3 separate regions of the Homo sapiens genome follow, and regions 1 and 2 are each linked to region 3. A link is a contact called in ENCODE Hi-C data. All regions are on one chromosome and are shown on one strand. Each heading gives the region's core, a stretch centred on a gene start or an enhancer-like site at or near the end of the contact. The rest is flanking DNA. Distances are from core to core; before and after follow the strand shown. Region 1 has its middle 18 kb from the start of IFNB1. Region 2 holds the start of IFNA10 (interferon alpha 10). Region 3 has its middle 140 kb from the start of SLC24A2.

Region 1 (3,956 bases), core at 1,307-3,806, 1.2 Mb after region 3:
GAACATTTAAAACTTCCTGAATTATAATACTAATATGACAAATATCAATAAATAGAAACACATGAGCACAATCTTTTTGGATGTGTCCACAATTTTTAAGTGTCGATGGCTTCTGAAACCGAAACAGTTGAGAACTGCTGATGTTGATAAGATTTACAAGAGCCTATTTAGGTGGTTAATTTGGCATATAATAGTATTAATCTCTAGTTTTATTGGTTGTCTTCTCTAAATCACAGGAAAACAAATGTGGAATTTTCCTGACCATGGGTAGTGACTGTGGTGTAGCTTCAGATTGCATTTGGAGAAAAGTCCATTGGAAAAGCATGGGGAAGGGAGGTAATGAGGACGCAAAAGGCAGAAGAGCTTCGTTCAAAAACAGTACCCTCCACAATAATAAAATGAAGGGTAATCTCACCAAAGTCTTAATTACATTGGAAAATTTTGCTCAGTGACCAAGAAAGTTCCTGTGAAACTTGGGAATTACAAAGGAAAAGCCTAAGTTCAGGGGAAGGAAAAAGAAGAATTGTTTTTCTCTCTTCAACCTGCTGTTTCCCTCTCACCCTCATTCAGTTCCTGAAGCTGCTTCTTTCCATGCTGGGCTTTATAACCGCAAGCCAACAGCTAGTTGGGTAGGGAATCCACCTTCAGACCTCCGACCTCGTGTGAAGAGGCAGAGCATGCCGCTGAGATCTATGTGCCACTGGTTTCAGACATTTCTCTGTTCCTTTTCCCTTTCCCACATCCTGGATGTCTTGTCATAGTCAAAGGCCTTTGACTAGATCCATTCGTTAGTTTCCGTTCTGTCACCTAAGAATCCAGGAGAGACTAGGCCACTTCACGGGGGCTCTGCCTGTCTTGTTAATGTCGGGATTCCTGACATGATATTAAAATAACGGCACCTTGGACATTGAGAAAACTGCAGAATCAAGAAGGTCATTCACTGACTTTGTCTCACCTTTCTTTGTGAAAGCTGGTCATAAGATAATTATCTGTCCTATCTCCCCTGAAAGTATGTCGTAAGACCCCCATGTGACAGGTGTCCTTCCCTGCTTCTGGAGGAAAGGAATAAAGACACAGGGACACCAAGAATAATCTGAACAGCAGGCCTTCCTAAGTCCCCCCTCAGTTTATTAACAATACTTCATATCCCCTTTGTGTCCAATATGCTTTTACATGACTGTCCATTTTTCATTAAACCTAAGCATAAAAATAGACAGTTTCTCTGGGTCTTTGGATCTTCATTTCTAAAGCCTCTTGTCTCCCATGAAAATTAGTTTAAAAAATTAGTTATGGTTTTCTCTTGTTAATCTTCTTTTATTATAGGGGTATTAACCATGAACCTAGCAATAGGTGAGAAAAGGCACTACTTTTTTTTCCCACACTAATGACAACTTCTGCCTTATGCAAACACAACCAGAGGGTCCTACAGTCTTCACCGCCAGCCACAGTTGGAATGGTCTCATCAATGGATTGATGGCCCAGGGACGCACAAGGGCTGTGCTGAGGCTCAGGAAACAATCCCCCAAAATGACGGCCACAGAAGCAGCCTCAGAAGCAAAACTTTCTCTGACTTTCTCCTGCCCTTCTCTCTGTGGCCCCTTATTCTCTAGAATCTCTCTAGAATCCCTCTTCCCAAGGCAGGCCATAGAAACCAGAATTCCCTTCCCCAAAGCCAGCCATAAAACCTAAACATATTACTTCAACCTCCTCCTTGCCTTTCTGTGTAAAAGCTGACCATAAGGAAATTATGTGACCTGCCTTATCTGATGGTAGAATATAACTCCATTCAGAGAGGGCCCTGCCCCATTCCCAGAGTAAGGAATGTTGCACAAACAAACCCAGAAGAATCTAGACAGACAGGCCTTGCTAGGCTTCCTCACTCAGTCTATTAGCATTAGATCATGCCCTTTTTGTCCAGTCATTTTTCTACATAGCTGTCCAATTCTTCATTAACCTAAGCATAAAAATGGTATCTTTGGGCTTTCATTCTGAAGGCTCCCATGTCACATGAAACTACTATACAATTAATTTGTATGGCTTTTTGCCTATTAATCTGCCTTTTGTCAGATGATTTTTCAGTGAAGCTTCAGAGGTCAAAGGGCTAATTTTCCCCTGGCCCCTACAGCTGCCCACCCAACATTTCTTACCAGGTGCTACCTGGACTCCCTCTGCTAGAAGCTCCACATTGGCCCTATCCAATACAGTCTTCAGTCACCCTCCAGCCTGGGTTTACTTTTCCCTTTGGATACCAGGCATTTCTCTGAGCTGTATGTTATTTAATCCTCACAACCATACTCAGGGGTAAATGCAGCCAGGCCTAGGGTTAAGAAGAGAATACACAGACAACACACTTACAGCAGCTGCTGAATAAGCACCAGCTCCATTCCCTTCACAAACACGTGGACATGTCTATTTTTGGTTTTTCTGTGGGTGCTTCCTATCTTGGAAGCAGTTTCTGGTGCTTCTACAAAGTGAAACCAAAACCCTGTACATCATTAAAACTTACAACCAATTACATTTTTATTTCATCATCAGGGGCTGTACGATGAACCAGGTGGTGCAAAAATAACAATGAGGGTGATGCAACAAGTGAAAAGGAAACTAAATGTGAATTGTCGAATTGGAATTGAAGAATGGAGCGGGTATTCCCCTTTGCCCTGGTGCTTGCCTGAGGCAAGTGCTGCTTATCTTCACAAAGCAGAAGATTCTTCTGGCTGCCTGGAAGATGCCTCTGTTATTTTAGTGAAAACATTTAGCTCCTCGAAAGGTAGAGAGAACCAAGAGGTAAAGTGTGCCATTGTAGACAGCTGGTGTGTGTGCCAGGTAGCAGTGCTTCTGTCTACATCCTGGGATATTTGCTGCGAAATGATTGGCTCAGTCACCAAGTGAATGGCTCTTTCTGCCTCTCCCTTGTGAGTAGTTGAGCTGGCATTAAAAAGTTCCTGGCTAGTTCTTTTGAAATTACCTCACCTTCCTGCAGACCTAGAACATTAGGGAATAATCCTCTAATCAGTTTCAAATAGGAGAGCTCACATGTAAGCAGCCTTATTTAAGTGCCAGGCATCATTCTGAGCATGTTATATAAATTAAACAATTAATCCTCACCACAGTTTTATGAGGTAGGACTGTGGTTATCTTAATTTTACAGATAAGGGAACTGGGCAACGAGAGGTCTGTTTCCTTTCCCCGTTATGACATCCCAAAATAGCATTTTGCTCCTTGAGTTCTAGTAGGAACATTCAAGGCCTGGTTGGCCTTTCCCATCTCTCACTCTGGACCCCTGGAGGGAAGAAAACTTGGTCTTATTCCTAGCTCTCATTTTTCACTTATTTCTTATTTTTAGAAAATGTGCAATTCTGCCAACTCTTTGCTTTAGCTCTTGCTTTCAAATGACTTGCACATCTCTGTCCTTTCTCCCCTTTTCCAAAATTTTCAATGTCATTTGCATCCTTCCATCAGTTCTAAAATGCTAGTTACTTGTGGATGTCTCTCCATTTTACGCCCTGTTCTGAGCCTATGGCTCTTTGCAAATTCAGCACTTGCGGAACACTCATCATTCTGTTCGGTAATCGATGTTTTGTTTTATCCTCTCTTTTCCAGAAGATTCGTGTTTTAAATCTGAACTTTGTCTCCCCAGTCATTAGCACAGTAGCCAATGGTAAAAAGTTAAGTATTGTTTATTGAATAAATATAATGCTGCAATATATGCTTCAATGAGTTTGTGACTGTCAGATATCAAGGAGTTGTCTTGGCAATGTTTGCTGAGGGTTCATTTAATGAATTCTCTTGACAAGAATTTGAGCTCCACCTATCTCATGAGCACATTGATGGGCAATGTGAACAAAGGGAAAATAAAATTCAAAAGAGAATACAATTTATGTTGAAAAGAACATTAAATATTATTTTAGATAAATGTAGCCCCAACACATGTGAGTCTTCTTGCCCCTTCTCTGACT
Region 2 (4,242 bases), core at 1,477-3,976, 1.3 Mb after region 3:
TGTTGTTTCCTGACTTTTTAGTAATTGCCATTCTGAGTGACATGAGATGGCATCTCATTGCAGTTTTGATTTTCATTTCTCTAATGATCAGTGATGTTGAGCTTTTTTCATGTTTATTGGCCACATAAATGTCTACTTTTGAGAAGTGTCTGTTCATGTCCTTTGCCCACTTTTCGATGGGGCTTTTTTTTTTTTGTGAATTTGTTTAAGTTCTTTGTCCATTCTGGATATTAGACCTCTGTCAATTGGGTAGGCTGTAAAAATTTTCTCCCATTCTGTAAGTTGCCTGTTCACCATGATGATTGACAGTTTCTTTTGCTGTGCAGAATCTCTTTAATTAGATGCCATTTGTCAATTTTAGCTTTGGTTGCAGTTGCTTTTGGCGATTTCATCATAAAATCTTTGCCCATGCCGATGTCCTGAATGCTATTGCCTACGTTTTCTTCTAGGGTTTTTATGGTTTTGGGTTTTACATTTAAGTGTTTAATCCATCTTGCATTAATTTTTGTATAAGGTGTAAGGAAGGGGTCCAGTTTCAGTTCTCTGCATATGGCTATCCAGTTTTCCCAGCACCATTTATTAAAGAGGGAATCCTTTCCCCATTCCTAAAGTACTCAGAAAGAGATTATCTTTTCCAGTTTCCAATTTTATTTTATGAAAAAATGTGTCAGTTTTTACTGACATTTAACAGAGTATTAATCAAAATAATGATCAATTACTATTGTAAATAATTTTACATTTTATGCTTTAAATATATAAATTATTAAATGTATTAATATGATTCACCAATGCATCACAATTATGAAATTTATTCAGTGACATATATTTTCAAAAAGGAAACACTATGCAGATAAAAGATAATCCACATTTTTGGGGGTCCAAACTTATTACTTGCCACCATTGCAAAGGCAGTTTTCTCACATTTTCTGTATGTGTTATCTTGATTTCTCTTTTCTGAGTCACTCTTCTGTCTACCCCAGTATGGCTTCTGCTGATTAATTCTATGAATCCAGCTCTCAGTAAGCTCTGCATTGCCATCTATTTTCTTGCTGTAGTGCTCAGTTTTAATTCACATTTTCCATAAGTTTATTGATTCCTTTTCTAAGCACATTTATTTTCTAAATACACTTTTATCACCATTCCCTCTTGTCCTTCTAATGTTAAGGTATTCCACCTCTGTTTCCTTTGTGTCTCTTCTGTTCCCACACTTTAATGGTGGAAGATCCTCAGAATCCAGTTTAAGTCTTTTTTTCCCTCTCCACTTGCTCCCCATATGACAGCCTTCATTTGCGTCCTTTCCATTGCCAGTTATGAACTTCCAGATATCGTATTCCTTGGAAACTGCAAATTCACATATCTGACTTGCAATGTACATTTTCAATTACATGTTGAAGTCAGTTTACAGAGAATATCTCTGCTTTTATTTCCAGATATGTCTCAATCTACATTCTGCTAAGAGGAATTCATTGTTTTTTTACTTCCTCACATTATAGCAGTTAGCATCACTGATATTAATTCAGCATTATTATTGTTTTTAGATTTCTTTCCTGAAAAAATCAAAGATACAAGAGAACAGGGACTGTATATTTTATGTTCACGTTTATATCCTGAAGGCAACATATAACCAGGTACAGAAAAAAATATATTTTTATAACTTGAATAAAATTATGATAGGTAACATAATTAAATCATCTATTTTTAAGTCAGGTTGTAAAGTCAGCCTTGGCATTTTATCTTAAAGAATAAACAAACACAAGAAATTTTGTATAGTAAAAATTTAATGAAAAAGGAAATTAATATATTGGCTAAATATGAAGAACATATATTGTTACATTAACCACAATGTAAAGCGACTCATGATATTACATAAATTTTAAAAATAATTAAATAAATATTTAAACAAAAGATGAACAGAGACATCAGAATGGTCATCTGTAAAGGACTAGTGCCTGCACAGGTATACACGACACTTCTTTACACTGCTGAAAACATTTGAAAATTTTGATTCAACGCGTCGTGGTTATAGAAGTGAGTCTTTGAAATGGAAGAACTCATGAAAGTGTGAGATAATGTATTAGTCAATCAGGATCATTGCCATGTTGAACCAGTTTTCAATCCTTCCTCCTTAATCTTTTTTGCAAGTTTGTTGAAAACGAGAGGGATCTCATGATTTCTGCTCTGACAACCTCCCAGGCACAAGGGCTGTATTTCCTCTCTATTAGATAAAGAGTGATTCTTTGGAAGTATTTCCTCACAGCCAGGATGGAGTCCTCATTCATCAGGGGAGTCTCTTCCACCCCAACCTCCTGTATCACACATGCTTCCAGGTCATTCAGTTGCTGGTAAAGTTCAGTGGAAAATTTTTCTAGGAGGCTCTGTTCCCAAGCAGCAGATGAGTCCTCTGTGCTGAAGAGATTGAAGGTCTGCTGGATCATCTCATGGAGGACAGAGATGGCTTGAGCCTTCTGGAACTGGTTGCCATCAAACTCCTCCTGGGGGATTCGGAAATCATGTCTGTCCTTCAGGCAGGAGAAAGGAGAGATTCTTCCCATTTGTCCCAGGAGTATCAAGGCCCTCCTATTACCCAGGCTGTGGGTCTGAGGCAGATCACAGCCTAGAGAACAGATGGATTTGTAGCTGAGCACCAGCACGGCCATAAGTAAAGAAAAGGACAGGGCCATTGGGATGTTGCAAATATTGCTAGGCTACTTGAGATGGATAACCTTGAACTTCGGCCTCTAGGTTTTCTGAAGACTTTGCTCTGTGCATAGGTCTTAAATAGTGAACATACTAATTTCCATTTTCTAAATGCCCTAGTTTTACTTTCTATCTCTGTTTTTGCTTTCTTTATGTACTCTCTCCATGTGTTTAAAAAGTTTTTCATTTTTTTTCATCATTGCCTATTTTTCACCTGCACTCAAAGCCTTTTATGGTTTTTTTTTAATTGAAATCTTCATGAAATTTTAGTAACACAGATTTGGCATATCTATTTATGTATATTACGTATACCTCTACTTCACAGATAAAAACTACAAAGTTTGCTCTTTTTATTCAAAGTAAAGTTAAGAATTACAGAAAAGTTAAACTAAAATCTAAGTTTAAAAGCTATTGACATTTATTTTAATTTGATAAGTATATTTGTGGAATAACTTTTAGTATAATTTGTTCATGCAAATTTTGTATCAAAGTACATATGCAAAATAAAAATCTATATAATACACATTAATAATATGAATGTAGTTACCTACCTAATCATTCAAAACTCCTAAAAATATGAATCAATAATTTTTTAAAATTTTTCTCTTAGTGTATGAAGCTTTGAATTTTGCTTTATATGAGAAAATAATTTGTAAATTCACCAGCTGCAGTATTCATCCAGATATTGCCAAAACTTTTTTCTTTTCAGCACTTGACACAAGTACTGATGTATTGAATAACTTTAGTAGAAATAAAACATATAATGTAAGCTATTTGGATTGAATTCTCAAAGTCTACCAAACATCCTGAAGAACTGAGGATCAAACATAACTAATAACTATAAGATAGTCAATGGCAGCCCAAAGATATGCAGGTTAAAGCCACATACTGTGATAAGACTTTAAGATCCAGCAAAAAATGGACAAAAAGTCCTCCAATCACAGTCATCTATTTGCTATAGGTTTGTAACATTGGTCTTACAAATATTTTGTTTATCTTCATGAACTCAATACCAGTGCTTCTCATATCATACACAAAAAAACCCAATGAGAAATATGTATATTAAGCAATAAAATTTTGTTGGATAGAGTTGTTGGAAAGTCAGAAACTATTGTAATATGTTAGATTCATTTACACTACGAGAACTAATTTTTGTACCCTTAAAAGAAGTATCAATCCAATAAACATATATGACTTAGAAAATAGTATGATTTAAATCATTTTTGGCATTTTACATTGAAGTTCATATTCCCTAAAGGTTTTCAGAAGTTCCTATCCAAGTCAATTCTTATCAAATAAAAAAGACCATCTTTGTTCTAAATTCATAAATTTATAAATATTGAATATTATTATGCAAAGAAATAACTTTCAGCATGATCCTGAACTCTGGCTCTAACTTTTTTTTTTTTTTTTTTGTGTAAGAAGTTTTTTTTTGTATAAGTAGGCCCTATAGATACTGAGTCCTTAAATGGAATGAGGTCTGCTTTAGCAAATCAGCTATTTAGTAAGTGGAGTTTTTACTAATTTCTCATTTATTCTCATTTT
Region 3 (4,445 bases), core at 105-2,604:
CTTACATAAGGGAGCCTACATTATCACTCCCAGAATAACTGGTGACCCCACAGACCTGCACAGATGTGCTGTAGAACAAACAAACATCAGACGTTCTCTATAAGGACAGGTCTAGGCTGCACCTTTATCTATATCCAGTCAAAGATATATAGATTTATAGTGACCCAGAAAAGAATGCAGAGGAACCTGGAGAAAGCACCCTGCTGCTTAGATCTACAAATTTTGTTCATCTCATATATATAGGCACAGACAAAAAGGAATGTTGACAGGCTGTATTTACTTGATCTTTTTGTCATCTCTTAGAATCTAATACATGTGAAAATTTTGGCATAGGTAAGCACAATTACTTGTGGTAGACATATATATTTGTGAAGCTGTAACTCCTTGTGTATATATGTTTTATTCTTTACACATTAGTTCTTGCTGCCAAAAAGCTCTACATTTTATAATTCAATCAGCCAACACCTGTACCAAGATTTGGTCACTGGGAACTTCAAATATTTCGTATTTGAGAATGGGGAAAGAAAATCTGCAGAAAAAAAAATTGACCAGAACCTGCGTCATGTATTTTTCACAGGAAAGCTAATTATTAGAGGAGGATAAAAACCTGAGGTTCCCTGACTAGGGAGTGGAGTCTAGACAAGGGATCTGATGTGACAGGGTTCCTTCTCTATCCTCTTCAAAATGTAAGGAATGTTTGGCTTCTGGATTGTGTCAGAAAATAGAAGTAACAAATAGTCTTTATTCATAAAAAACTGGCTTTTCCTGACAGAGATTTTAATCGTGTGCTACACACGTGAATCCTTTTTAAAGAAATTGCTAGGGGCTGGGGAATTTCCAAGCCAACCTCCATTAACCTGCAGATTGAGCAAGACACACATCTGTTCTTTAATTGCACAGTATTTCGAATCAAAACAAACAAGCCCTTCCACAGAAAAGGGCCTGTTTTCCTGGTGATGGTTTTGGCTCGAGTTACCCTTTGTGTTGAGTATGTCTACTCTTCAGGCCATAAGGTAGCGATCTCACCGACACCTCCCTGTGTCACGATTCCCCTTAGTAGTCTGTGCTGCAGTCACTAAGCATGACCACTAGATGGCGGGAGAGGACTGAGTTGAGGTTATGGCGGCGGCTCCTTTCTCCCTGCAGGGTGGGAGGAACGCTGTTGTCTCTTTTTCTTCCTGCCCCTTTGTTTGACTTCACCATTCTCTGTTTCCTTTTCGCTCCGCTGTAGTTACGTGACTCACCTTTCATTCAGTACCTCCCTTCAAGGAAAGCCCTGTCTCCTGTCCTTGGACTGGGATCACACAGAGTTCTTGGGATGACCCTGGCTCTCCCGCGCCAGCCGCTCTGCTGCCAAGCGCAAGCATTCGCTCCCAGATGCTTCGCCCAGTTCTTTGCAAATGTCATCCAATCAGTGTCCAGGTGTTCACGGCTCATCACTGGCTTACTGCTCTGGTCTACATAGCTTGGGACATTGCTGTTTATGCAGGTATAAAAAAAAAAAAAGAAAAACAAAAGAAAGAAGGAACGGCAGCATCACAGAATGTGAATCAGAATATTAGTCTGTGGTACTGGGAGAGAAAAAGAAGATTCCCCAGAGAGGATGAAGACCAAACAGACTGCAGACCTGCCATCTCTCTACACTGCACTTGGATTGGCCATTTGCTGTATGCACCCGGGAAAAAAATTCAGAGGACCATGCTGTTGTGATAGCTGACCTAAAGACATTCTGGAGAGCACATGAGTTTGATTTTTACAAATGACTTAATAATCTGGGGGACCAAGCCAGGGCTGCAGAGTCTGGAAGAGCCCCCGCCAGCGGTGAGCAGAGGAGGAGGAGACCCAGAGTCAGGGGTGGTAGAGGAACGGGGTTTCCCAGGCCTCTTTTCACAGCAATTAGAGGTCTGTGTTCTCCTTGAGGCAGGGGCGTAACTCCCACAAGTGTTAATGAGATTTAACGAAGAGAAAGGGAGACTCCAGAGCTGCATTTCCAGTCGGGGCTTCCACAGCAGCAGAAGAGGACAGAGTTCTGCTGCTTCCAGCCGGACCTGGCAGAGAGTCCTGGAAGCCTGGACCTTAGCATGTTACCTTCATCAGCAATTCCACACTCCAGCCGGCATCGTAAGTCCCCAACCTGTGGTCGCCTAGCCCCTTCTACGAACCTTGTGAAGAGAAGCTGCCTGTGCCTTGGGCTAGAAAGTTCTCTCGCACTCTATCCAGTGCTTAAGCTCGCCTGCCTAGGTTTACATCCCAGCTCTGCTGAGTTTCCAGCTAAGCCTAGTTTCCTCCTCCAAAAAATGGAGATAATAAATGGCACCTACTTCACTTGCGGATCTAATGAAAGTCAAGAGCTTAGCACAATGTTTGACCATATAAAGTACCTCTGAGTGATGATGATGATGAATTTGGGCCTAGAATTGACATCTTAGTCATATGAGGCAGAACCTAGTTCTAAGGAAACACACCTCAGTGCCATGATAGAAACATTTCATCATGAAAACCTAAGCAGTTGTGCAATGAAAATCCCTGTCATTTACAACAATTCCCCCACCCCCCACGTACTTGGGATAAATTAGAACCAGGATGGGCCAAGTTTCTCGTCTCGCCTCCTCTTTTCCTCAGTGGCAACCGTGTGATTTATGGCTCTGACGGGAGAGCCAACCAAACTCAGTTGTTTCAGCTGATTGTCCCCGTGAGTTTTCAGGTTGATGTGAAATCCAATGGGGTGTGAACTGAAACCCAAGATCTCCTGAAAGCCCCATGCACTAAGCTCAGTAAGGGACCAAACCAAACCAAACCAAAGCTCCCTCCCTCTTGCCTGGCACTCCTGGAGCTCACAAAAAGCCTGCCACTTGTGAGCCTGTGTGCCTGGAAGGGTCTGCTGCACCTGGCTGGGGGCCCCTGGGCCATTGTTTTCCTGGCAGCAGCAAGGAGGCAGGTCTTCGGCTCACTCCTGGAGCTGGCCCCACACCAGCGACCTCAGAAACCAGGCAGGCTTTCATCCTGGGGTCTCCTAGGGGTTGGTTACACAGAGAGAGTGAGGCTTTGTTGGAAGACTCTCAGAGGCCTGGCCAGGTTTTCCTCTCACAGCCAAGAAGCAGGTTCTAGTTCTTTCCAAACCCTTGATACCTTCTAAACTGAAAAGCGGCTGCCCACTCAGAATTTGGGCTAGGCCATGGAGATGCTAAAAACCTTATCTTTTAAAAGGGAATTGTTACTGTCTCTCTGAAAAGACTGCAGGGTTTCTAGGAGATTCTGAAATGATGTATACAGCTAGAGTCTAAAAAGGTGGAAGGAGAGGTTTCTGGGTAGGGGGTTAAAAGTGTAAGCTCTGGAGGCAGGCAGACCTGGGAGCAAGTCCCAGCTCATACTCTTCATAGCTGAGTGACCTTGAGAAAGTCACTCAATCCCTCTGAGGTTCTCTTTGTTCTTTTGCTCCCTGCTCACTCTTCATCTTACCCTGTCTAGCCCAACGTTTTTGGTAGTTCATGTTCCAGTCAGAAGAAAAGACCAGTGAGAACTGGGATTTATAATAATTACAATCATCAAAATTAACTGAGTACAGTGCTCAGCAATTTATATCAATTTCATGTAATCCTGAGAACCCTTTTATAAGGTAGGCATTGCACTGATTCACATTTTACCAGTGAGGAAATAGAAGTTTAGGAAGGTTGCCAAAAACTTAGAATGACCTTTCTAAAATATGTCTGGTTCTATTAGTCTTTGGTTTAAAATCTTACCATGGATTTATCTTCAGGATAAAATAAAATTCTTTAACACAGAAAAAAGGACCCTTCCATGCTGTGAGCCTTCAGGATTCAGTGGTTAACCAGTATCATCTTTCTAACTTCCTGACCTGCAAGTCTCCCTCTGACCACACTGAGCTTTCACCCTTCCCTAGCTGACTGAGGTGTTCTTGCACCTCCAAGAATCTGCACACAATCTTTTCTTCTTCCTTCATATCCTTCTGGATCTGGCTAACTCTGACTATCCTTCAAGACATGGTTGGGTATCGCTTTGTCTGGAGAATAACCTGTATGCCCCCAAAGATGGGGATAAACACCCTTTCTAGATGATCTGGTAGTTTCTGAGTCTGCTTCTAACAAGGTTAACTCCAAATTCCTCAGCCCAAGACTGAAGGGAACTCCTTTCACTCCTTTTACCCTGGACTCTCACCCGTGCAGCTCTCTGGCAGCCGGAAGTCCAAGATGCCCATGGACTCTTAGCAAGCCATTCACAGTCTTCATTTAGGGAATTTTAGTAGAGTCTGCTGAATTTGTCTTAAATAGGCTGACTACAATGATTTTTTAAAATGTATACAATCATGCACTGCATAACAACTTTTCAGTCAACAACAGATCAAATATATGATGGTGATCCCAGGACCTGAAAATATCCTATTGCCTGGTGACATTATAGCCATCAGCATGTGGTAGAGCAACACA

The links. Hi-C counts contacts between places; a loop is a spot of excess contacts on that map. Pooled maps may share reads with other maps.
Region 1: a map of Calu3 shows a loop between it and region 3 (6-fold over the local background). The contact joins two enhancer-like sites. A Hi-C loop is called at or near these places in 13 of 168 maps with a recorded cell type or tissue (Calu3, GM13977, body of pancreas and 9 more) and 5 of 50 pooled maps.
Region 2: a pooled map shows a loop between it and region 3 (6-fold over the local background). The contact joins the promoter of IFNA10 here to the enhancer-like site in region 3. A Hi-C loop is called at or near these places in 2 of 50 pooled maps.

Annotation. Positions count from the first base shown.
Region 1 is chr9:21,093,940-21,097,895 of GRCh38, forward strand. No RefSeq gene overlaps it. Among named protein-coding and RNA genes, the nearest start is that of IFNB1, 18 kb to the left of the region's middle. RefSeq lists enhancers at 2,384-2,653, 2,551-2,845. Within about 2 kb of position 2,557, at least 10 of the 41 ENCODE cell types and tissues checked have a DNase peak (open chromatin) inside an H3K27ac peak, as active enhancers do.
Region 2 is chr9:21,204,417-21,208,658 of GRCh38, forward strand. It overlaps IFNA10 (interferon alpha 10), which reads right to left and starts at 2,727. Exons shown (of 1, transcript NM_002171.2): 1 at 1,765-2,727. The coding sequence starts at 2,681. The coding sequence ends at 2,112.
Region 3 is chr9:19,925,082-19,929,526 of GRCh38, forward strand. It overlaps a transcript of SLC24A2 not described here. Among named protein-coding and RNA genes, the nearest start is that of SLC24A2, 140 kb to the left of the region's middle. RefSeq lists enhancers at 1,070-1,364, 1,290-1,399. Within about 2 kb of position 1,355, at least 3 of the 41 ENCODE cell types and tissues checked have a DNase peak (open chromatin) inside an H3K27ac peak, as active enhancers do.